3 separate regions of the Homo sapiens genome follow, and all the other regions are linked to region 1. The links are chromatin loops, found by intact Hi-C in ENCODE. Cell type or tissue: heart right ventricle. All regions are shown on one strand.

Evidence for each region. Peaks named below come from ENCODE experiments on the same cell type or tissue, not always from the same donor. Only the 100,000 strongest peaks of a DNase experiment are listed, where the experiment ranks them.
Region 2: a loop joins it to region 1, with 2.1 times the contacts of the local background. A loop is called at or near these places in 15 of 110 quality-filtered maps.
Region 3: a loop joins it to region 1, with 6 times the contacts of the local background. A loop is called at or near these places in 51 of 110 quality-filtered maps.

What each region holds. Positions count from the first base shown.
Region 1 is chr1:19,593,568-19,601,567 of GRCh38, forward strand. It overlaps MICOS10-NBL1 (MICOS10-NBL1 readthrough), which reads left to right and starts at 3,412. Exons shown (of 4, transcript NM_001204089.2): 1 at 3,412-3,542. It overlaps MICOS10 (mitochondrial contact site and cristae organizing system subunit 10), which reads left to right and starts at 3,412. Exons shown (of 4, transcript NM_001032363.4): 1 at 3,412-3,542. The coding sequence starts at 3,479. It overlaps MICOS10-DT (MICOS10 divergent transcript), which reads right to left and starts at 3,265. Exons shown (of 2, transcript NR_135054.1): 1 at 3,143-3,265. RefSeq lists an enhancer at 3,205-3,504 and a silencer at 3,625-3,834. In heart right ventricle, no CTCF peak of the experiment used is centred here; a DNase peak (open chromatin) is centred at 3,374; H3K4me3 peaks cover 2,607 bases; H3K27ac peaks cover 3,665 bases.
Region 2 is chr1:19,436,798-19,444,797 of GRCh38, forward strand. The region is part of intron 1 of CAPZB (capping actin protein of muscle Z-line subunit beta); the gene reads right to left. It overlaps LOC124903869 (a long non-coding RNA gene), which reads left to right and starts at 3,101. Exons shown (of 3, transcript XR_007065525.1): 1 at 3,101-3,216; 2 at 4,419-4,543. In heart right ventricle, a CTCF peak has its summit at 3,218 (motif pointing right); DNase peaks (open chromatin) are centred at 94, 928, 1,374 and 2,807; H3K4me3 peaks cover 727 bases; H3K27ac peaks cover 8,000 bases.
Region 3 is chr1:19,649,700-19,657,699 of GRCh38, forward strand. MICOS10-NBL1 (MICOS10-NBL1 readthrough) reads left to right here. Exons shown (of 4, transcript NM_001204089.2): 2 at 5,313-5,501; 3 at 5,625-5,736; 4 at 7,167-8,000. The coding sequence starts at 5,332. The coding sequence ends at 7,430. NBL1 (NBL1, DAN family BMP antagonist) reads left to right here. Exons shown (of 4, transcript NM_005380.8): 2 at 5,313-5,501; 3 at 5,625-5,736; 4 at 7,167-8,000. The coding sequence starts at 5,332. The coding sequence ends at 7,430. Among named protein-coding and RNA genes, the nearest start is that of NBL1, 9.4 kb to the left of the region's middle. RefSeq lists an enhancer at 726-1,343 and a silencer at 4,194-4,333. In heart right ventricle, CTCF peaks have their summits at 1,643 and 4,164 (motif pointing left); DNase peaks (open chromatin) are centred at 1,263, 1,612, 2,762, 4,172 and 2 weaker places; H3K4me3 peaks cover 1,521 bases; H3K27ac peaks cover 4,550 bases.

The DNA of each region.
Region 1 (8,000 bases):
TTTAGTGAAGTTTATTTTCTTTCTTTTTCAACAGAAATGTTACACTACACAGTTTCCCCAGAACAGGGACTTTTTCTCTTTCTGATTAATTAAATCATTTGTTCATATATTTATTCTTTTTTTTTTTTTTTTTTGAGACAGATCCTTGCCCTGTCGCCCAGGCCAGAGTGCAGTGGCGCCATCTTGGCTCACTGCCAGCTCTGCCTCCCTGGTTCACGCCATTCTCCTTCCTCAGCCTCCCGAGTAGCTGGGACTACAGGCGCCCGCCACCATGCCCAGCTAATTTTTTGTATTTTTAGTAGAGACAAGATTTCACCGTGTTAGCCAGGATGGTCTCGATCTCCTGACCTTGTGAGCCACCCGCCTCGGCCTCCCAAAGTGCTGGGTTACAGGCGTGAGCCACCGTGCCCGGCCTTATTTATTAATTTTTATGTCCATTCGACAAGCATTTATTGAGAATCCGATATATACCAAGCTCTCTGCTAAGCATTAGGGATACAGAAATGGCACGGCCTCCATTCTCAATTTGCTCACAGTCAAAATCCAAAAGACACACAAATAATTGTTAAAATTACAAACAATTATTAAAAACACAAATCATCTGATAAGTAGCTGTGATGAGAATTAGAAGGGGCTGGGCATGGTGGTTCAGGCCTATAATCCTAGTACTTTGGGAGGACAAAGTGGGAGGATGGCTTGAGCCCAGGAGTTCGAGACCAGCCTGGGCAGCATAGCAAAACCTCACCTCTATAAAAAAGGAAAAGCAAAGAAAAATTTAAAGAATAGGAAAAATAGGGCTGGGCATGATGGCTCAAGCCTGTAATCCCAGCACTTTGGGAGGCTGAGGTGGGTGGTTCACCTGAGGTCAGGAGTTCAAGACCAGCTTGGCCAACATGGTGAAACCCCATCTCTACTAAAAATACAAAAATTAGCTGGGGGTGGTGGCACGTGCTTGTAATCCCAACTACTCAGGTGGCTGAGACAGGAGAATCTCTTGAACCTGGGAGGCAGAGGTTGCAGTGAGCCAAGATCATGCCACTGCACTCCAGCCTGGGTGACAGAGCAAGACTCTGTCTCAAAAAAAAAAAAAAAAAGAAAGAATAATTTAAAAAAATAGAGAACTAGGAGAAGGGAAGGGTGGTCATAGAAGTTATCTTGAAGGAAGAGGCTGTCGTAGCAAGATCTGATACAACAGAGTTTTGCTGTCATAGTTGCAAATAAATAGTTGAACGATGCCTGTAATCCCAGCACTTTGGGAGGCCAAGGTGGGTGGATCACTTGAGGCCAGGAGTCAAGACCAGCCTGGCCAATATGGCGAAACCCCATCTCTACTAAAAAAATACAAAAAGTTAGCCAGGCGTGGTGGTGGGCGCCTGTAATCCCAGCTATTTTGGAGGCTGAGGCAGAAGAATTGCTCAAACCCAGTAGGCAGAGGTTGCAGTGAGCCGAGATCGTGCCACTGCACTCCAGCCTGGGCAACAGAGCGCGACTCTCTCTCAATAAATAAATAAACAAATAAATAGGTGAATAAATTCAATTCAGTTCAACAAATATTTCATAGAAGACCCTACTATCCAAGGCATTGTGCTCTGACTGGAAGTATGAAGACGAAGGGGCAACTTCTAGTTCTACTAGCAGATAATATCTACAACCAGATGTTTCAGTACTAGATAGAGAAATCAATGCGGGTAGGCAGGGTAGTGGGACAATGAGAAGGGGAAGGCAGCTCTAAGCTCTATCTGACTAGGCTTCCTAGAATCAGTGCAGTGTTGAAGCTTGGATAGATCCAGTGTATGAATGGGAGTCATTGACAGCTTTTTTTTTTTTTCTTTTGTGATAGGGTATCACTCTGATGCCCAGGCTGGAGTGCAGTGGCATGAACATGGCTCAGTGTAGCCTCCACTTCCCAGGCTCAAGTGATCCTCCTACCTCAGCCTCCTAAGTAGCTGGGACTAAAGGCACACATCACATTAGCCTGGCTAATTTTTTAAATTTTTTGTAGAGACAGGAGTCTCACTATGCTGCCTAGGCTGGTCTTGAACTACTGGCCTCAAACAATCCTCCCGCCTCAGCCTCCCAGAGTGTTGGGATTACAGGTGTGAGCCACTGCTCTCGGCCTTCATTGACAGCTTCTAATCAGAGGCATAACGTGGTCAGATTTCTATTTGTTGGTAGGATGGAAGACTAAAATCAATGACACTAGCCAGTAGGCTGGATATACAATCTCTCTTGATAGCTGTGGGCATTTGGTTTCAGGATCTCGCAGTTACCAAAATGCAGGATGCTCAAGTCCCATATATAAAATGGCGTGGTATTTGCATACAACCTACACACATGCTTACATATCCTTTTTTAAAATTACTTATTTTTTTTTAAAGAGATGAAGTCGAACTCCTAGTCTCAAGCAATCCTCCCATCTCAGCCTCCCAAGTAGCTGGGACTACGGTCGCATGCCACTGCGCTGGCTCCCATATACTTTAAATCATCTCTAGGTTACTTATAATACCTAATACAATGTAAATCCTAGGTAAATAGTTGTACTGTATTTTAAATTTTGCATTATTTTTTATTTGATTCAAAAATGTTTCTGGTCCATGGTTGGTTAAATCCATGGATGCAAAACCCACAGATACAGAGGGCACCCTGTGTATGTATGTGTATGTGTGTGTGTGTGTGGGTGGGTGTGTAAATATATACATGGATAGGAGGCCTGAGGTAGACGTTTTACCTGGAGATATAATTTGGCAGTGTTTGCAATTACTCAGGGAGAGTCTGTACAGTGAAAAGAGAATTGATGGAAGCTTGCGAACCAACAGTCCTTAAACAGCTGGCAGAGAAAAGGCAGCCCTGGAGGAAACCAACAGACAACAGCAGATGGGGAGAAGAGGAAAGAGTGGCGTTACCGGGAGTGAAACGAATAGAGGAGCCAGGGAGGATCAGAGGGAGGGAAAATTGTGTGGAATGCGGTACAGAGGTCAGAAAAGAGTCCATTTGATTTGGCGGTAGGTAATCTTTCCCAGAGCAGTTTCGGTGTTAGTGGTTCAGGCGGGAATTCCAATGCAAGAAACCAGTGAACGAATGAGAGAGTGAGTAGGGAAAGTGAAGGTGAGTACGTTAATGAATGAATAAATCAAGTCTGTACCCTCTCTTGCCCGGGGGATTTCCAGGGCCAATGTCGCACTTTGGTGAGGAGGAAAGGCCTGGTCACGGCTTGGGGTGACGCCTAGGAAACTGTCAGCCTCGCAAACCCATAGGCGCAGCCCCAAGGTCAGGGTCACCTCGAGCCTCCAGACAACTCGTCACCTTGACGACCAACTGAAAAAACCGGAAGGGATGGAAGCAGCGGATCATCTCGCGATATCTGGAGCGTCTGCGCCTGCCTTCCTGACCTGGGACTTGTTTCCAGCTCTCGCGAGACTTTCAGGGGTCGGAGCGCGGGGGCCGGCCGAGAGGAAAGCTGGAGGCGCGGGTGGGGAACATGTCTGAGTCGGAGCTCGGCAGGAAGTGGGACCGGTGTCTGGCGGATGCGGTCGTGAAGATAGGTAAGGGGCTTTTCGCCCCAGCAGGCCCGGCCGGTGCAGAGCTGCTGGCTCCAGGCTGCGCTGCCCAGGAGGAAGGAAGGGAAGCCCCACGGGAGGTCAGGCCTCTCGGCCTTTTCCGGCCCCTCCGGCCAGGGCGAGCCGCCCGGGCCCCGGCGGGAGGTCACTCGGGCGGCGGGCACAGACCCGAGGAGCCGGAGCAGCAGCCCGGGTGCGGGGTGGAGTTGCAGCCCGGAGGAGGTGGTCGGGGTTGGCAGGTGGCAGGAGAGTCGCAGAGCTCTTGAGTGGAAGACAGTGTCGGGGCACACCCTCGTGCCGGAGCCGCGGGGTTCTCCTCCCGGGTGGTGCATTCCCCGGCACGCGGCGGGGAACCGGCTCAGGAGGCCACGCTGCTCCCCGGCGGAAACCAAAGTGCCTTCTGGAGAAGGTCACCTGGAGCATTTCATAGACACCGCCAGGCCCTGATGCGAGTTGCTGTCATTCCCGACTTGCCACCTGATTTATTTGAATCAGAGTAGTCTGGGGCCTGAACTTAGAGGGGTGATGATCTGGAATGAGAATTGCGCTGGAAAGTAAGAAGTTGTTCACGTTAAGTTTTTCTGCGTAGTCCTTTAACACGTGCTCAGTGACGGCACAAATTATGAAGTCACTGTATGGTGGGGAGGAGAAAGGAAACTCGTTTATTGAGCGTATATTGTCTTCATTGTGCGAAATAATCTTTTTACAGGCCGTGAAATGGAGAGTCAGGTGAAGGAATTTGCCCACGGTCACAGCTAACAAATGGCAAAATTAGGGATTTTACCCAGCTTTTCTGGGGTCAAGTCCCATGTTCCTTCTTCGATGCTAATTTTTGTTACCCAAATGTGATATTTTTGTGTGGTAATCTTAGGGTATTTAAGAGGATTTAGGATTGTGTCTTTGAATGAAAACATTGAGGAATAAGATTGTAAGCTCCATGAGAGCAGGGATGTTTTCTGGTTTAGTCACTGCCCCATCCCCAGCCCCTAAAAGAGTGCTTAATAAAAATTGTTGAGAGTGAGTCAATAAATGAAACAGTTTATAAGTTACCATTTCACCTCTGAATTCAGCACTTACAGTCAAGTGATTTGGGGCAAGTTATTTAACTTTTCTGTGCCTGATTCCTATTTGGAAATCGGCAGTAATAATTATTACTATCTCATGGAGTCGTTGGGAGGATTAAATGAGTTAGTTTGTTTAAAGGCTTGAATATGGATCACTTAGGAATGGGTTATTTTGGAAGCGACTAAACAGTCACTTTTGTTTTGTTACTGTTAACAGCTTGCAGTTCAGAGAGAAGACTTAACACCTAGCTATGAAATGACCAAAGTAGTTACTAGGCAATGTCATATAGTTAAGAAAGGGCTTTGAGCTGGGCGAAGTGGCTCAGGCCTGTAATCCCAGCACTTTGGGAGGCCGAGGCGGGAGGATCGCCTGAGATCAGGAGTTGGAGACCAGCCTGGGAAACAAAGTGAGACCCTTCCCTTAAAAAAAAAAAAAAGGAGAAGAAGAAGAAGGGGCTTTGGAGGTAGACAGAGCTGAGTTCGAATCATCCACTCTCACTCTTCTCGCCCATCCTTACTAATTTTGTAGCTTTGGGTAAAGTCTCTTTCTCAACTACGAAATGGTGATCAAAAGAGATTTACCTGAAAGTATTAAAAAAAGTAAAGGACAGAAAAATACATAAGCTACTTAGCACAGTGCCTGGTGCTTTATGTATACAGTAATGGTAGTCATAATAACTGGCTTTTAAAATTTTTTAATGTATTTTATTTATATTTATTTTTAATTAACTTATTTTTTTTATACAGGCAGGGTCTCCCTATGTTGCCCAGGTTGGTCTTTTAACTCCTGGGCTCAAGCGATCCTCCTGCCTCAGCCTCCCAAAATGCCAGGATTACAGGCATGAGCCAATGCGCCACACTCATAGTAGTTGTTTTTTATTTTTTGAAATAGGGTCTCGCTCTGTCACCCAGGCTGGAGTGTAGTGGTGGGATCTCGGCTCACTGCAACTTCTGTCTCCTTGGGCTCAAGTGATCCTCCCACCTCAGCCTCCTGAGTAGCTGGGACTATAGGTGTGTGCCACCATGCTCAACTATTTTTGTATTTTTTGGTAGAGACGGTGTTTTGCCATATTCCTCAGGCCGGTCTCAAACTTCTGGGCTTAAGTGATCCATCATCCTCAGCCTCCCAAAGTGCTGGCATTACAAGCTTGAGCCACTGCACCCAGCCAATAGTTGTTGATATTAATATTATTGTGCTACTGAAGACCACGTGAGGCAGTGAATAGTGTCACTCTGTCTCTCATGCGTAGAACGTTGATAGGGGTGCAGCATATACATGTGGAGTAATTAAATGAGGCAAGGTGATGTACGATCTCAGGTATAAGTTAAAATGAGTGATTCAGACTCTTTTGCTGTAGGGTTGTATATTAAGTGACTGAAGGGATGGGCTGAGGTCATTCAATAAGAGTGTGGAAGGGCCTTCAACTGACCTTTGTAGAATGGCTTGGGATTGAATAGTCAGGTAGGATGGAAGAAGAACTTAAGCAAAGGTCAAGTTGGATTTTTATGAGGAGTAAATCGAAGCGCAGAGAGGTTAAATATCCAGAAGTGGAGGAGCTGGGATTAGAACCCAGGCATCCTAATTTCAGTGCAGAGAGGCTGGTTTAGGTGGAGTCAGAACTGTGAAATGTCTTAGAGAGATTCCATTTTATCTTGGAGGTGTTTGAGTTGCCTGTTGACTTTTTCACATGCTTTCTGCGTATTCAGCACCTCTGCCTTAAAAATCTATTGCTTCCAGGGCTCACTAGGCATAGGCTGGTGGGTAATCATGGGATGGTTTCAAGCAACAAATATTTATTGAGCTGTGGGTCAGTCAGCGGGCAAATAGAGAAGCATAAGACATTTCACTGCCCTCAACAGGGAATTGACGTAATATATTAGGTTGCCATTAAAAAAAAAATTGGCAAAGACCACAGTTACTTTTGCACCAACCTAGTAAATGAAATTTTAGTATGATTGTTCTGGCAGAATGAATTTGGAGCAGAGGAAACTAGCAGTACTGTGATTGTGAGGTGATAAAAGTCTGACCTGTTAGACTGGAATAAATGGGCATATTTGAGAAATTTCAAACTTTTTCCCATCTGTGAAATAAGGGAGTTGTCCTGTTGGTGATGGGCTGAGAGAGAGGGCGGAAGAGAGAAGAAGTAAGGGAGGCTTTAGTCTGAGTCGTCTTTGAAACCATGAAGGTGTACGCTCTTCTATAGTGAGCGTGTTGCTTCCTGTTTTCTCTGGGTAGTGAGGTTCTGGAACTCTTTAAACCTCATTGGCTGCTTGCTTTTCTGGTATTTCAAAATGGAGATGGAGACTCAGGGAATGGCAGCCTGTCATAAGATAGGTAAGAGGTTTGGTGGAAGACATAGACAGGAAGAAAAGGCCAATGCAGGCTTTCAGCTCCATCTTGATAATTTCACTGTGGGTTTTTGTTGTTTTTAAGACAAGGTCTCACTCTGTCACCCAGTCTGGAGTGCAGTGGTGCAATCACAGCTCACCACAGCCTTGACCTCCAGAGCTCAGGTGATCCTCCCACCTCAGCCTCCTGAGTAGCTGGGACTGTGGGTACGCACCACCATACCCATCTAACTTTTGTATTTTTTGTAGAGATGGGGTTTCACCATGTTGCCCAGGCTGGTCTTGAACTCAGGGTCCAAACGATCCACCTACCTTGGCCTCCCAACGTGCCAGGATTACAGGCATGAGCCACCACACCTGGTCCATCTTGATAATTTCATACTCTGGCTTGGCAAAGACTGAAGGGAAGCCATGGTGAATGCACAGCAACTTCTGTGAGTCCTTCTCTGTTTGGTTGTCTTATACCTAAAGTGTTTTGCTTCCAGGGTTCACCAGGGTTATTTTCCCACCTGTTTGCTGTACGATGACTATTATAATCACTCGTGTTTAGCATAGGTGTTGTATAGCTGAGTTAAATAGCTTTCTTAAGCCTGTACTTTAGGCAGTGGTCCTTTAAAAAAGTAATCTTCAAGGATCTTTTCACCCTGAGGCTTGAATAATATCTTAATAGAAAATTATCATATGATTTTGTCCTGTAGGAAGAGGCATTTATTTATAAATACCCTTGCCCCCATTACTATCTTAAGAAAAGCAGTTCTAGGCCAGGCACAGTGGCTCATGCCTATAATCCCAGCACTTTGGGAGTCTAAGGTGGGAGGATCACTTGAGCCCAAGAGGTCGAGACCAGCCTGGGCAACATAGTTAGACCCATTGCAGCAAAAAATATATATATTAGCTGGGTGTGGTGGCATACGCCTATGGTACCAGCTACTTGGGAGGCTGAGGTGGGAGGATCTCTTGAGCCTAGAGGTTGAGGCTGCAGTGTGCTGTGATCGCACCACTGCACTCCAGCCCAGACGACAGAGCAAGA
Region 2 (8,000 bases), 160 kb before region 1:
CAACAGAAAAGAGGAAGAAACAAGAAAGTAAAAGCATATAATCTAACAATTTCACAACAAAGGCCTCGCTGGCCTTCTGCCAACCTCCAGAAAACAGTGCTGGACTCTGTGTACCCGCAGTGTGGCTGGGACTGCAGACACCAGGAAGACCTTGGGACCTGTGGAGCCTGGATGGTTCAGTTGTCTGAGCCAAGGAGGGCTGGATTAGGCTCAGTGATCGAAGCTGAGCAAGTTTCAGCACATACCTCTACAAAGTGGACGCCCAGGGATGGCTGATATGATGATTCTTTAGGAAGCCAAATGCTCAGTTTCTCAGAAAGGTGTTTTCCTGTTTCATGACAGATAAAAAGGTTTCTCATCCAGACAAATAAATCTGCTGACTGAGAGCTTTCATTAAAAGCAAACAGTCTTGCAATAAGGAACCGTAAGCTAGGAAGGCCTTCCATGAATATATGAAATGTCACAAGTCCTCAGCCTGTGTCTGAGAGTGAGAGAGGGAGAAATTTGAGAAGGTGCTGACCAGCTCAAAGACTGGGATATCATAACCCTAACAACATCCAGTCAGTACATTCCTCACCTACAAACGAAAATCACAGGCAAGGCCACGCACCGCTGAGTCCCAGGAGACACACCTTCCCAAATAAGTGTTTGGGTGGGTTGCTGTTAACTTCCAATAAAGCAGATAAATGTCATCAATTGCTTCCTGTCTTCAGGTCTTGTCAATACAGAATGCTAAGTCCGCTAGCCTCGAAAGCCTGTGTACCTTCCACAGTCTTAAAGACTTGATGGGAAACTGGAAAAGCAATCAGGAACAGAACACCATGGGCACGAGACTCATTCCAGGTACTGTCACAGCAAGATACCCTTCTAGTATTCCAAAGCTAGGAACACACCTCCCCTTGCTCCCGCCAGCCCAGGGAAACCGAATAAGCTGTTTACCAGGGACCCCAGCAAAGCGAGCCTCAAAACTCACCAGTGGGAGAACTTCATGACACAAAGAGAAAACATTGTTGCTTTCATTTGCCAATTTTTAAATACTTAGCTCATAAGTTCTGTGACCAAAACTAATAGAAGGCTCGGGAGGAGAGCTCGGAAAAGCAGAGGGGGTTGTTTTCCTAGGCTCCTTCCTCTAACACGAAGGTGGAAATCAATTCGCTTTCCCCTTCTAACCCTTGAATCCCTGGAGAACGATCGTATTTGGATGGCCTACGAATGCTCAGCTTTCCAGTAGTGCCCCAGACGAGGAATCCATCCATCCAAGTATTGTTCTTACCTCCCACTACCTCCTACGTCAGGGGAGGGGACCGGGCACATGGTTCCGAGGTCATGCTCCTCACTTAGAGGATCGTGGGAATGCTTACGGAAACACTTGTCACGGCGCTGCCAGCTGGAATCGCTGCTTAAGAAGAGGCTGGAAAACTAGGGAGTGCGCGATCAGAGACGGGAGGCTGGGGAGAGCAGGGAGGCAGATGTTGTGTGTTATCACTGAAACAAACACAAGCCATCCAGTTGTGCACTTCAGCTACGTGCGGCTTAGCGTACTTCGATAATGCCTCCAGAAAGTCAGGGAAAGGAAATACAGAGGAAGCTGGGCCTCTCTTCTACCACCTCGAAACTGTCCTGCTGCCAAACAGATCTGGGAAAGCAGGTTTTAATGAGAAAATTCAATTAAGAAATAAACTTAAGTAACCCCATAGCATGCTGAGTGAAGAGAGGAGCCTTTCTCAAGTGTCTTAGTGCCGAGGAGTGGACCAAGGGGCTCTGAAAAATGACCAATGAGGCTTCCCGCCACTCAGAGGAAGCCAAGCTCAGAAAGGCCACGAAGACCATCCTCGCTTAAGCGCGGGGCCAGATTCCAAGGCCAGGTCTGCTCCGCCTCATCCATTTCTTGTGCTGCTTCCCAGTGAGACTCAGCAGAGGACACACGAGGCCACATGAGGTACTCACATCAGGATCTCAGCTCTCTAACACAGGGAGGGGTGCAACGAAGGCAAGGACACAGGTGCTGTGCGTGACTCCCCACCGGGGCCGGCGGGCACTGGGTGGCTCAGAGATCATTAGGAACGGTCGCTCCCTCCCTTTCTCCTGGTTTCCCTTCTGTCCTCTGATAGAGGAAAGTGGCTTAGATCATTCTCACAGGAAGATTAAATCCAGAGCAAGGGAAAGGGATAGGAATCCGTTTCCAATCAATGATGGAAACCAGATTCCCTCATCAGTTGGGATTCATTCTTACATGTTGTAAACATCACAGAGCTCCACCCATGGCTACAAGCGTTCAGGAGGTATGAAGCATGGTGGCACATCCTGGGTGAGAGCTGCCTGTGGCCAAGAAGCCTCCCGGCTTGGGCTGGCCCATCTGAGGGACAGGAAGCAACACGTCTCTTGGAAGTTATCCCCAAAACTCCCATCTCAGAAAGGTGAGATAAAGCACAAGACTGTCCCACTCTTGTAAATGTTCTATATTTACAGGAATAAAGTTTTAAAACCATCTTAGACAACTATAACCTCCTTCCTGTAGAACATACCCATGTACATTTGTACTCATATGGGAAAATATGGTATCAATTATTAATAGTAAAGTATTTGAATTAAAGGTCTTTTGTTCTTGAAGAACCACGGGATCTCAGTTTCAGTGGCCTTGGAGTCCCACTTCCCCCGTATGAAATCCCTAAAGCACTAGGTGTTTTGACCCCTGCTTGATCTTGACTATGGGGAAAATGCACCATGTCCCCAGTCAGCCTGTGTCACGCGGTGCTGGCTGTTTGGCAGCTCTGCCTTACACTGCAGCCTCCAGCACAGAGAGTCCTCTGTCCAGAACCACCTCAAGGATGTGCAAGTTCTCTGCCACATGGCATCCCTCAGACACCTGAAGTGAGCCATCTCAGCCTCCCTCCAAGCAGCTTCCCTCCCGGCTGACACTCCCAGCTCTGCTGTGTCCTGCACATGGCACGCTTCCGAGACCACTCGCCCTCGGCTGTCCCCTGGGGTTCATGCCACTGGATCACTGGGTGCTTAATAGGCGCCAACCATTTCAGAAACCACCTCTTATTCCCGTGAGAGCAACCCCTGCAAGTATTCTGTTTTGGTTTTGTTTGTGCTTTTTCTTTTTGCAGGAATCAAGGCCCTAACATCCAGAACCTCAGCAGTCTCTCTGGCTGCCATCCACATCATCTGCCCAGACACAAAGAGAGCGGGACAGGACCACAGCGTGGCCAGGTGGGGGTGCTACCGGTTTTCCCTACAGCTGACGTAAAATACATATATTACTGCAAATCTAATAACCTGCTTAGAAAGCACTTCAAGGCAGAACCATTCAGGAAATACCTTAATACAAAATACCTTTGTTTTTCTTTTCTTTTTGTTTTTCTGAAGCAGGGTCTTGCTTGCATACCACCATGTCTGGTTAATTTTTGTACTTTTTGGAGAGACGGGGTTTCACCATGTTACCCGGGCTGGTCTTAAACTCCTGGGCTCAAGCGATCCACCTGTCTCAGCCTTCCAAAGTGCTGGGATTACAGGTGTGAGCCATGCACCCGGCCCATAAAATACACCTTTGTAATGAATATGTGAGAAATAGATACTGGAAGAGATGATGTAAAAACAATTTTTTATTTTTATTTAATCTCTCTTATGCAGATTAAGCATTTCCCCTGAAATCCAACCCTCACAGCTCAGTCCAAACTTTTCCTCACCGTGAAAAGGTGAACTCCAGACCAGCCTAAGGCCAACCGTTCTGAATGGCAACCACTAGATTCAAAGCAAGGTGCTGTGATGTTGCTAGGTGTTTGGTTTGTGCTCCTATGACCAGTGTGGGGGGAAGGGACTTGGGCAGACATCCAAGCTGAGGTCCCCTGGGCAGAGTGACTCAGAATTAGTGTCTGGATAGGCATCCGTGCACCCAACGCTACTGACTTACTCCAGTTCATCCTGAAGACAGACTATTACAGTAAAAGCCATGTTTTAAAAAAGTTATAGCTGCTAGGCCGGGCGCGGTGGCTCACGCCTGTAATCCCAGCACTTTGGGAGGCCGAGGAGGGCAGATCACAAAGTCAGGAGATCGAGACCACCTTGGCTAACATGGTGAAACCCCGTCTCTACTAAAAATACAAACAATTAGCCAGGTGTGGTGGCGGGTGCCTGTGGTCCCAGCTACTCGGGAGACTGAGGCAGGAGAATGGCGTGAACCCGGGAGGCGGAGCTTGCAGTGAGCTGAGATCGTGCCACTGCACTCCAGCCTGGGCGACAGAGTGAGACTCCATCTCAAAACAAAAAACAAAAAACAAAAAACAAAACAGTTATAGCTGCTAAAACCTTATGCAGAAAGTCCACGAAATTTGAAAATATACATCATATAAACGTAAGCAAGGCTGAAAACACGTGAATCCCAGTTAGCTCACCCTGCATTCCTGCCCATGCAGCTCGTGACCCAGCTACAGCCTTGGGTCTGTACTCTCCCTGCAGTCAGAGGATGGGGACAGGTGGCACACTGCTGGCCTGAGCACAACAGGAGTCCGTTTGCTTGGGGACATTTCTTGGAAATAAAGTAAGTATAAGGGTGTACTCAGGAACACTGCATTTTATCTGGGACTCGGCTTTGTTGCCCAGCCCAGCACAGGGAAAGAGGAGTTTTAAAGTGTTTCAGAGGAAGAAAGAGAAAACCTTGTTGGCCTCAGGGGAGTGAGGTATAGCACACTCATTCAGCTTCATTTACTGAGTACCTACCTAGTATACACAGCAGGGCATGTTCACCCCTTTTTTTGCATAACAACATACACCCAGGGTGGCTCCAGTATACTCAGAACTACGGAACTGAAGAAGCATCACATCACATCTTTCCCAAGTGATGCTGGGTGGGGTCCCCAGTGTAGAAGGCAGACAGAGAAAAAAAAAAAAAACAGCAGCACCAAGCGGCTCAAAAGCTCAGGAGAGGCCGGGCACAGTGGCTCATGCCTATAATCCCAGCACTTTGGGAGGCCGAGGCGGGCAGATCACCTAAGGTCAGGAGTTCGAGACCAGCCTGGCAAACATGGCAAAACCCCATCTCTACCAAAAGTACAAAAATTAGCTGGGCGTGGTGGTGGATGCCTTGTAATCCCAGCTACTTGGGAGGCTGAAGCAGGAGAATTGCTTGAACCGGGGAGGCGGAGGTTGCAGTGCGCTGAGATTGTGCCACTGCACTCCAGCCTGGGCGACAGAGCAAGACTCTGTCTCCAAAAAAAAAAAAAAAAAAAGCACAGGAGAGGTATCCACAGCCCTTAAAAAGCATCAGTGATAGCTCCAAATGCTGAAAGATGAAGGGCTCTGTCATCTTTAAACCCTGTTTGTGATTTCCAGTTTCAATGAGCCTGTTACATTATTACTGTAATCCTAAAAAAAAGGCTCACAAATTTTTTAACTGACAATTTTCAAAAAACAAAAGTCAGTGCTTAGTCCTGTTGTTTACATCGGGTACACTATTAGAATCTGGCTTTCAGAATGGAGAGACCCAGACTGCTCATGACAATTACACCAGAGGATCTGATTCAAACTGATTCGAGCTGGGGAGTGGGGGGGCGTGGAGTGAGCAGGAGCAGCTGAAACAACGCTGGGCACGGAGGATAACTGCTGAAGTTGAGTGACAGATAATTGGGGGCTCATTATATCACGTGCTTGAAATTCTCTGTAACAAAAAGTTCTCTGAATTTAAATCAGGCAACACTAACTTAAAGTTCCCTTACGGTAAGGCCTGGTTGCCACCTACTCCTAGGCTCTTGCAAGCTTTAAGGCCAGTATGAGTCGAATGTTTACTGGACATTAGGCAGTTTTCTCACACTCACACTCGCACTCGGTCCAGGAAAGCCCTCCCGGGGCAGGGGGCCAAACGAAACCCTAAATGCAGCTTTGTAGCAGCCCAGCTGCTCTGAAGGACTGAAAAACACAGGGTCCTCAAAAATCACCAAAAAACCCTTTGGCTTGGACAGCTTTTCCTTCCCTGGCTTCCTGTAAAGATGCCGCAGGCTCCCTAGAATCTCCAACTCCGGTTTGTTTTTAGGAAAGTTCCGTTGCTCCTGCCTTCAGCTTGGCTGCCTACTCCACGTTACACAAATACACCTCCTCTGTGCGGCGCAAACAACCTCTACGCCAGTGGTGCTGAAGGAGGCCTTCGCTACTTGCATCCATCCTATCAGCGTCCAGAGGAGTGAACACGTAGATGTCTATCACTGACTTCATACCCTTCCCCCAACAAAAAAACCTTAAAATCATAATTACATCCTTCTCTACAATGACCTTTCTTACTTTTATAACAGGATTTTAAAAATCCATTCCTGGCCAGGAGTGGTAGTTCACGCCTGTAATCACAGCACTTTGTGAGGCCAAGCTGGGAGGATGGCTTGAGCCCAGGACTTCCGAGACCAGCCTGGGCAACATACTGAGATCCCATCTCTACAAAAAAAAAAAATACAAAAAAATTAGCCAGGCATGGTAGCGCGTGCCTGTAGTCCCAGCTACTCGGGAGGCTGAGGCAGAAGGATCACCTGAGCCTGGGAGGTCAAAGCTTCAGTGAGCTATGATCACACCACTGTACTCTAGCCTGGGCAACAGAGAAAGACCCTATCTCAAAAAAATAAAAATAAAAGATAAAAATCCATTCCTTTTTTTAAAATAAGACACTGTATAATATTAATATAGCCACGGCAGCACCACTGGACTTACGGCCTGGCTTTAGGGAGACCTCAGACTGTTGACGTCAGTTTCTGGTCCACAGCTGCCTTGGAAACCTCCCTGAGCCAAAATTAAAACAACAGCTTTCTCTCAGGGTATGCTTAAGTTATTGTTGTTGTTGTTGTTGTTTTAAAAAGAAAAAAAGACAACAGGTTTGATGTGACACTCAGTGTCTCCGGTGTGCCAGGCACTGTGTCAGGTACTTTACAAACAAGGAAAGCAAGGCACAGAGAGGCCAGGTCACCTGGGCAAGGCCGCCTGGCAGATGCTGTGTGTGGCCGCAGAGTGAGGCATGTCCCAGACTCAGCCTTCCTCACCAAGAGGGACTCAAAGCCTTCTGGGGCACTCTGTGATGAAAGCTATGGGCTCTCTCCCCAGGGAGTGCACACACACAAAAGTCTGAATGAAATATCTGGTGGGTTCATAGTGCCCCTCTGTTCCCCAAACGTCCCCTCTGGTTAAAAAAACTCTATTCAGGTGAAACCCTGTCTCTACTAAAAATACAAAAATTAGCCGGGCGTGGCGGAGCACGCCTGTAATCCCAGCTACTCAGGGGGCTGAGGCAGGAGAATTGCTTGAACCTGGGAGGCAGAGGTTGCAGGGAGCAGAGATAATGCCACTGCACTCCAGCCGGGGCAACAGAGCCAGACTCCGTCTCAAGGAAAAAAAAAAATTCTATTCAGATTTTCATCAATGAAGAGCTTCAGCAGGAGTGTCTCCCATAGAAAGAGGCAGGTGTGTCTCTGGCCTCAATCCCTCTCTCTCCTGAGGTGTACATGGCCCCAGGGCTTGCCCCTCCATCAGTCTGCAACACCCCCCAGCCCTGAGGTCTCAGACACCCAGCTGCCACCTCCCCACCCTGTGACAACTTGGGCTTGTATCTTATTAAAACACTCTAGGGTCCAACCCTCTTAAAACAATGAAAACATTTTCTCACTCATATAAACAAACAAACCTTTACTGAAAACTAATGACGAACACAAAGGGACTATTTACAGAAAACAGCGTGCCTAGCCCCATCTAGATTATAAACATAACTGCACACTGGCTCTAAGGACCCTGCCATCTTCCCAGGCCCTGGCCTGGCTGTTCTGCCACTCCCCACCTCATGCCTGAAACTGACACAAAGGAACCAATCCTCCAGCCAAAGTAAGCAATTACAACGTGTAGCTGAAATTCAGAGAGGTGATCTAAAAAGCAATTTTGTAAGATAGCTCCAAATTGGGAAGAAAACAAATTTTTGTATTTTATTTTTATTTTTGAGATGGAATCTCACTCTGTTGCCCAGGCTGGAGTGA
Region 3 (8,000 bases), 56 kb after region 1:
TTCTTTCATGATTGTGTAGTGGCATGATCCTGGCTCACTGCAGCCTCAACCTCCCAGGACCGAGTGATCCTCTCACCTCAGCCTCCCAAGTAGCTGGGACCACAGGCATGCACCACCACACCTGGCTAGTTTTTAAATTTTTGTAGAGATGGGATCGTCTTATGTTGCCCAGGCTGGTCTTGAATTCCTGAGCTCAAGCAATTCTCTCACCTTGGCCTCCCAAAGTGCTGGGATTACAGGTGTGAGCCACCATGCTTAGCCTACTTTACGTTTTCTTTTCTTTTCTTTTCTTTGAGACAGAGTCTCGCTTTGTCGCCCAGGCTGGAGTGCAGTGGCGTGATCTCGGCTCACTGCAAGCTCCGCCTCCCGGGTTCACGCCATTCTCCTGCCTCAGCCTCCGTGTGTGTTACAGTGACCTACAGTATTTAGTACAGTCACATGTGGTCCAGATTTGTAGCCTAGGAGCAATGGGCTATGCCATATAGCCTAGGTTTGTAATAGCCTAGACTATTCAGGTTTGAGTTCACTCTATCACCTAATGGCACATTTCTCAGAGTGCATCCCCATGGCTAACTGACGCATGACTATAGTTGCGCTCTTATATTTAGTTCAGAATTCAGAACCTCTGCTTCCCTCCTGAGAGCCATCTCTGACTGTGCCAACTCAAAACAACTGCCCCCTATTTACCCACATCCCTGGACCTCCCCTCAGGGGAGTGTCTGAGTGGGCATAGGGTCTGTGCCCCCAGCTCCCTGCCCTCACCCTTGCCTTTCTCCCCACCCTCCTAGAAGTGAGTGAGTGTGGAACTGCAGGGCCCTGAACGGCCCAGGGCAGGGCATTGCTTTGCCTGACTTGCTGGGGGCCTTGGGACAGCCCCTTGCAGAGCAGGGAGACTTGGCTGGGAGATCTCCAACTTTCCTTCCCGCCCTCGCTTTTGGGGAGTCCCATGACTTGCTGTGTGACCTTCAGGGCGGGAGGAAGGGTTGAGAATCTGGGTGAGGCTCTCAAGGCTCAGGAAGGAAAGTACGATCGCTGCTTAAAAAAAAAAAATAGATTAGTTGCTGCTTGAAAAAACAAAAAAGCGTAAACCAACAAAAAAGCATAAACCAACAAAAAAAGAAAACCTGCTAGCCAAGAGCCCACCCCACCGGTGGGGGCAGCCTGGGCTCTTCGGGGCTGGGCAGGAGGGTGGGCGGAGGCAGGTGTGTCTGGATGACAGCCGTGTGTGGGAGAGACTTCATCTGGCATCCTCGCTGCCTCCTGTTCCAGCCCAGCCTTGGCTCTGATGCTGGCCCAGCCTTTCCCATGATCCCCTGGGGGGAAGAGAGCTGACCTTAGTGGGTGCCTCCTAGGTGCTGAGTACCTTCATTTACTCCTCCCAATTCTTCTCCAGGGAAGGTGCAATGCTTCCCATGTTAGGGTTGAGAAAGGCAGTTTCTGAGGAGTGAACTTATTTCTGGAGTCACACAGCTCCTAAGGGGAGGGGCTGCAGTTCAAACACTGGGGACTCCAGGGTCCACGCTTCCAGGGGGAGCCCGGGGAAAATGCTGGAGCTCCACGCTGCTGGCCCGGGGAGGCCGAGGCCCCAGCGCCCTGCGGAGAGCCTGCTAGGGCCTGGTGGGTTGGGTTATAGCACCCCTCTGTGGACACAGCTGGCCCTGTGATAACCTCAGCTGTGCACTGGAAAGGGTGGAAGGTAAGGAGGGGGCCTTCTGCCTCAGTTCGTCTCATTTCTCCTAACCTCTGTCCCAGCCTGACGCTGATAACCAGTTCCTGATCTCTGGGCCTGCAACCTCTTCCAAAAAGTCACCATTACCCCATTTCCCAGTAAGCCTCCATTAGCCTCAACCCCAGTCTCAACACTCGGCTTCAGCCTAGTTGTGACCCACAGCCTCGGTTGTGACCTCTCCTAATTCCAACTCCAAGTGCTCACCCCAGCCTCCCTCCCTCCCTCTGTCCCTCCCTCCCTGCCTCCCTCCCTCTTTTCTTTCCTGTCCTTTTTTTCCCTTTCCTTTTTGACAGGTTCTTGCTCTGTCACCCAGTCTGGAGTGCAGGGACGCAATCATGGCTCACTGCAGCCCCAAGCCTGGTCTCAAGCCATCCTCCCGCCTCAGCTTCCCACATAGCTGGACTACAGGTGCACATCACAATGCATAATGTGATAATAAAAAATGTGTTATCACAGTGTGATAATAAAAAAATATTTTATTTTATTTTATTTTATTTTGAGACCAAGTCTCACTTTGCTTCCCAGGCTAGTCTTGGACTCCTGAGTTCAAGTGGTCCTCCCGCTTTGGCCTCCCAAAGTGCTAGAATTACAGGTGTGAGCCACCATGCCTGGCCCAGGCTACTTGCATTACAACCCCAGTCTCAATTCCAAATCCACATCACTTTCTGCCCCAGTCACCTCCCTGGCCCCCTGTGACCTGTTGTTCCTGAGGAAGCAAGATGGGGTCAGATATAGGAGGACAAGAGTCCCTGGACCTCTCCTAAGGGTCTAGGGGGCCAGTCCAGCCCAGGGAGCCCTGGCCTTAAATGGACCTCCAGGACCCTTCAGGTGTGCTGTGGGCAGACCTGACTCAGGAGTGAGGAAGCCGCCTGCATGCCAGGCTTGTTGAAAAATTCACTGGGTTGCCAGTTAGGGAGGAATCCATTCTATTTTGTTAGGATGTGGTTGTACTGGAAACATGGGCTTTGTCAGCAAGACCGGAAATGCGTGGGTGAGGGCCTGGATCGTGACAGGAACTCATTTGGGAGGCGGCGGGGGGGCAGCCTGTCCGACCTCACTTCCAGCTGCCCTTCCTCCCCAGTGGGCTGGGAGTGGGGCTTATCCCGGCATTGGGGTCCCCTGAGATGGAGACCTGCAGGAGAGGGGCAGGAGCTGGGGGAACTTGCTGGATGGGGAGCGGAGTGCTTGGAGGGGTTCACAGCCCTGCAGGAGCCCCACTCAGCCAGCCCACCTCTAGACCCGTGCTCCCCAGACACTTTATAAAGTACTTGGCTCTGGGCTGGGTGCAGTGGCTCACACCTGTAATCCCAGCACCTTGGGAGGCCGAGGTGGGCAGATCACTTGAGGTCAGGAGTTTGAGACCAGCCTGGCCAACCTGGTGAAACCCCATCTCTACTAAAAATACAAAAATCAGCCAGGTGTGGTGGCGAATGCCTGTAATTCCAGCTATTCTGGAGGCTGAGGCAGGAGAATCACTTGAACCCGGGAGGCGGAGGTTGCAGTGAGCCAAGATCATGCCATGACACTCCAGCCTGGGCGACAGAGTGAGACTCTGTCTCAAAAAAATAGATAAGTAAGGCCGGGCGCAGTGGCTCACACCTGTAATCCCAGCACTTTGGGAGGCTGAGGCGGGCGGATCACGAGGTCAGGAGATCGAGACCATCCTGGCTAACACGGTGAAACCCCGTCTCTACTGAAAATACAAAAAATTAGTGGGGCATGGTGGTGGGCGCCTGCAGTCCCAGCTACACGGGAGGCTGAGGCAGGAGAAGGCGTGAACCCAGGAGGCGGAGCTTGCAGTGAGCAGAGATCGTGCCACTGCACTCCAGCCTGGGCAACAGAGCGAGACTCCGTCTCAAAAAAAAAAAAAAAAAAAAAGTACCTGGCTTTGCCATCTCCATGGCCCATGGTAGGATTGTCCTAAATGGGATGCCCAGTCCCAAGCCACCTGACTCCTGGTGCTGGGCTTCTGTGGGGCCACTGGGACCAGGACTTGTCCCCTCTTCCTCCTGATTTAGCCTCATCCAGGCCCCTCTAGGGACTGTCCCAAGGTAAAGAATCCCTGACTGAGCGCATAGCTGCCTAGGAAGCCTGATCAAAACGCAGACTCCTACCCACCCTAGAACTTTTACTCCACAAGTTCCTAGGGAATTCTGATCAAATTTCAGGTTTGGGAACCACTGGCCTGGCTCACTGCACTCATTTTACAGGTGGTGGGGAAACAGGTCTGAGTGTCCCGGTCACCCAGCACACGTGGACCCATGCCCTTTCTCGGCTGTGCCGTCCTCCGAGGGTTTGGGGGCCTCCTTGAAGAAGGCACTGCCCTCATCTCTGAAGCCTCCCTCTCCCGTGCTTTTTGCACTGGGGGGCATGGGTGAAACTTACCTGGGGCGAGTCTCCTGAAAGCGGAATCCTTTGACACAGACTGCCCTGCAGCGCCACCTTTTGGCAGATCCTGGTATTGTTTTAGTATCTCACTCCATCCTATAGCAGGGGAATTTGCAAATGGCCAAGTGCTTAGCTTTGATTGGCTCCCGCTTGACTCACGTGTTAGAATGGGGCTGGGGACAGTGATCTGTGTAGAGCCCTTGTGGATTCGAGTTTCTGGTGAGGCATCTTAGAGAACAATACTGTCTGGTTCAGGGTCAGTTTTTTTGCCTGAGGTCTGGCCAGCCAAGGTGGCCCAGGAATTCACTGCAGGCCAGGTGCGGTGGCTCACGCCTGTAATCCCAGCACTTTGGAATGCTGAAGCAGGAAGATCGCTTGAGCCCCAGGAGTTTGAGACCAGCCTGGGCAACACGGCGAAACCTGGTCTTTACAGAAATTAGCCAGGTGTGGTGGCGGACGCCTGTAGTCCCAGCAACTCGGGAGGCTGAGGTGGGAGGATCACCTGAGCCCAGGGAAGTCGAGGCTTCAGTGAGCCGTGATCATGCCACTGCACTCCAGCGTGGGTGACCGAGTGAGATCTTTTCTCAAAAAACAAAACCAAAAAGAAATCACAGCAACGTGAAGGTTAAGGCTAACTTTTCAAACATCAGAATCCTGACAATGGTTGCAGTAGCTTTCAAGGAGACATGGTGTGTGGCCAGCCCCTCCAGGGCTGTGTGGACAGCTTTTTGTGTATTTTCCTGGGTGACTCACAGCATCAAAGGGAGAAAGGAGGTAGTAATTGTTCAGCACTTGACATGTGCTTGAACACTTCGTAATCGCAATCCTGTGCCAGGCAGTGGCACCATCTCCCCTTTTTAGATGAAGAAACCGAGGCACCGAGATAAAAAGTAACTTGCTCAAGGCAATTTAGGAAGTTGTAAAACCAACCAACACATATGGAATGTGTATTATCTGCTAGGCTCATTTAATATCTCATCTGACCTTCCAGATACCCATCTGATGTAGGTACCACTCCCAGCTCCAATTGTGAGATTCAGAGGGGAGAAATAACTTGTCCAAAGTTGCACTTGGTTAGTAAGTGGGAGAGCTGGGGTTGCGCCAAGGAGTCGGATGCCAGAGTCCATGCTGTAACACCACTACCCGGCCCCCTGCACCTTGCTGTGCCTCACCTGGCACCTGTGCTCCGTTCTAGGGCTCTGGAGGCCACGGGCATGATGCTTCGGGTCCTGGTGGGGGCTGTCCTCCCTGCCATGCTACTGGCTGCCCCACCACCCATCAACAAGCTGGCACTGTTCCCAGATAAGAGTGCCTGGTGCGAAGCCAAGAACATCACCCAGATCGTGGGCCACAGCGGCTGTGAGGCCAAGTCCATCCAGAACAGGTGGGACCCAAGGGGTGGGTGGGGGGATGCGGACAGGGGTCCAAGGAGGGAGGAAGAGGACCAGGGCTGCCCATCCCTGCCTCCCCAACAGTGACACAGGCATGGTGACCTCTCCTCCCACAGGGCGTGCCTAGGACAGTGCTTCAGCTACAGCGTCCCCAACACCTTCCCACAGTCCACAGAGTCCCTGGTTCACTGTGACTCCTGCATGCCAGCCCAGTCCATGTGGGAGATTGTGAGTACTGCCTGCCTGCCCCACCCAGTCTCGGCCCGGAGCCTGCCCCAGCCTTGGCCTTTCTCCCCAGGCTCCTGTATTCCAGCAGATGGCCACAGGGCCTTAGAAAGGCCCCACTGTGTGCAGGGTGAAGGGCTTGTGCTGGGGATACAAATGTGGGCCTCCCCACAGGATGGCTCAGAAGTCTGACACCAACTTGTACAGGACAGGGATGTTCCCGAAGTTCCATTCTGATGTCTCTCATGGGCTGAAGTCCTTTCAGGGGCTTCCTGTTGTTATAGGATGAGACCAAAATCTTTGCCCTGTCCCGAGAACCTGGCATGGCCTGGCTCAGTGGCCTTTCCAGCCTCCTCCTGCTTCCTGCCTTCCTTAGTAGCTTGACGCTTAACACAGCCACCTTCTTTCAGTGCCTCGCACCTGCTCCGTTCGCTTCTACCCCAGGGCCCTTGCACCTGTTCTTTTCCCTGCTTGGAACACCACCTCTGTCCCCTTTCTCTAGTTCACTTCTATTCATTCTTCTGCCCTTGGCCCAAGCAGCGTTTCCTCAGGGCCCCTTTCCAGGCCCCCTGACTGGGGCACACCCTGGTACCGTTGGCTCTCAGAGCACAGTATGCCTCCGCTTCAAGCACCTTTCACACCTGCAGTCTTCCACCTGCATCCGGGTGATTTTGACAGATCTGTTTCCCCCACTAGACTCTGATTTCCTTGAAGGAAATGTGTCTTTGTGTCCCCAGAGCTGGCACAGGGTAGGCGCTCTGTGGAAGGGAGGAAGGAAGAGAGGAAGGGAGGGAGAAGGAAAAAAGGTACTTAGATGGGTGATGATAGGGGCAGAGTAGGAGGTAGATGGGGTTCCTGCAGGGTGAGCCTCAGCTGGGCTGGGCTTTGGGGTGGGGCTCTTTTGAGGAAGTGAAGTCTGAGCTCAGACCCAAAGGCGCAGTTTAGGGCATGTGGTAGTCGGCGGGGATAGGGGGGTGGGTGGGGGGAACCTTCCAGGCAAAGGGAACAGCATGTGCGGAGTCCCTGAGGCAGAGCCCAAGCACAGGATTGGTAAGAGTGGTGCAGGGTCAGGGGTAGGGGGGCCAGCCAGCTGGTGGCACCTGAAGGTCCTGGGTGGCCTTAGTGAGGGGTCAGGGTTTGTCTCCAAGTGCAGGGGGATCGCGGCGGTGGGGGCGATTTTAGCAGGGGCAGGCCACACTGGTGGCTGCTGGTGGGGAATGGGTGGGAAGGTGGCAGGACTGGATGTGAGGAGACAGCTCTGGTGGCTTGTGCAGGGGTTCAATTTCCCCCTCCCCATGGGACCCCAGAGCTAACTGGGCATCACAGGTGGGCTCTGGGATTCTTGATCCCATGAGGAAGTATTACCCTAGGGGCTGCCTTGCCTGCCCCAGACCTTTGGGAACATGCCTCTGCTTCTCTCTTGCCCTCTGCAGGTGACGCTGGAGTGCCCGGGCCACGAGGAGGTGCCCAGGGTGGACAAGCTGGTGGAGAAGATCCTGCACTGTAGCTGCCAGGCCTGCGGCAAGGAGCCTAGTCACGAGGGGCTGAGCGTCTATGTGCAGGGCGAGGACGGGCCGGGATCCCAGCCCGGCACCCACCCTCACCCCCATCCCCACCCCCATCCTGGCGGGCAGACCCCTGAGCCCGAGGACCCCCCTGGGGCCCCCCACACAGAGGAAGAGGGGGCTGAGGACTGAGGCCCCCCCAACTCTTCCTCCCCTCTCATCCCCCTGTGGAATGTTGGGTCTCACTCTCTGGGGAAGTCAGGGGAGAAGCTGAAGCCCCCCTTTGGCACTGGATGGACTTGGCTTCAGACTCGGACTTGAATGCTGCCCGGTTGCCATGGAGATCTGAAGGGGCGGGGTTAGAGCCAAGCTGCACAATTTAATATATTCAAGAGTGGGGGGAGGAAGCAGAGGTCTTCAGGGCTCTTTTTTTGGGGGGGGTGGTCTCTTCCTGTCTGGCTTCTAGAGATGTGCCTGTGGGAGGGGGAGGAAGTTGGCTGAGCCATTGAGTGCTGGGGGAGGCCATCCAAGATGGCATGAATCGGGCTAAGGTCCCTGGGGGTGCAGATGGTACTGCTGAGGTCCCGGGCTTAGTGTGAGCATCTTGCCAGCCTCAGGCTTGAGGGAGGGCTGGGCTAGAAAGACCACTGGCAGAAACAGGAGGCTCCGGCCCACAGGTTTCCCCAAGGCCTCTCACCCCACTTCCCATCTCCAGGGAAGCGTCGCCCCAGTGGCACTGAAGTGGCCCTCCCTCAGCGGAGG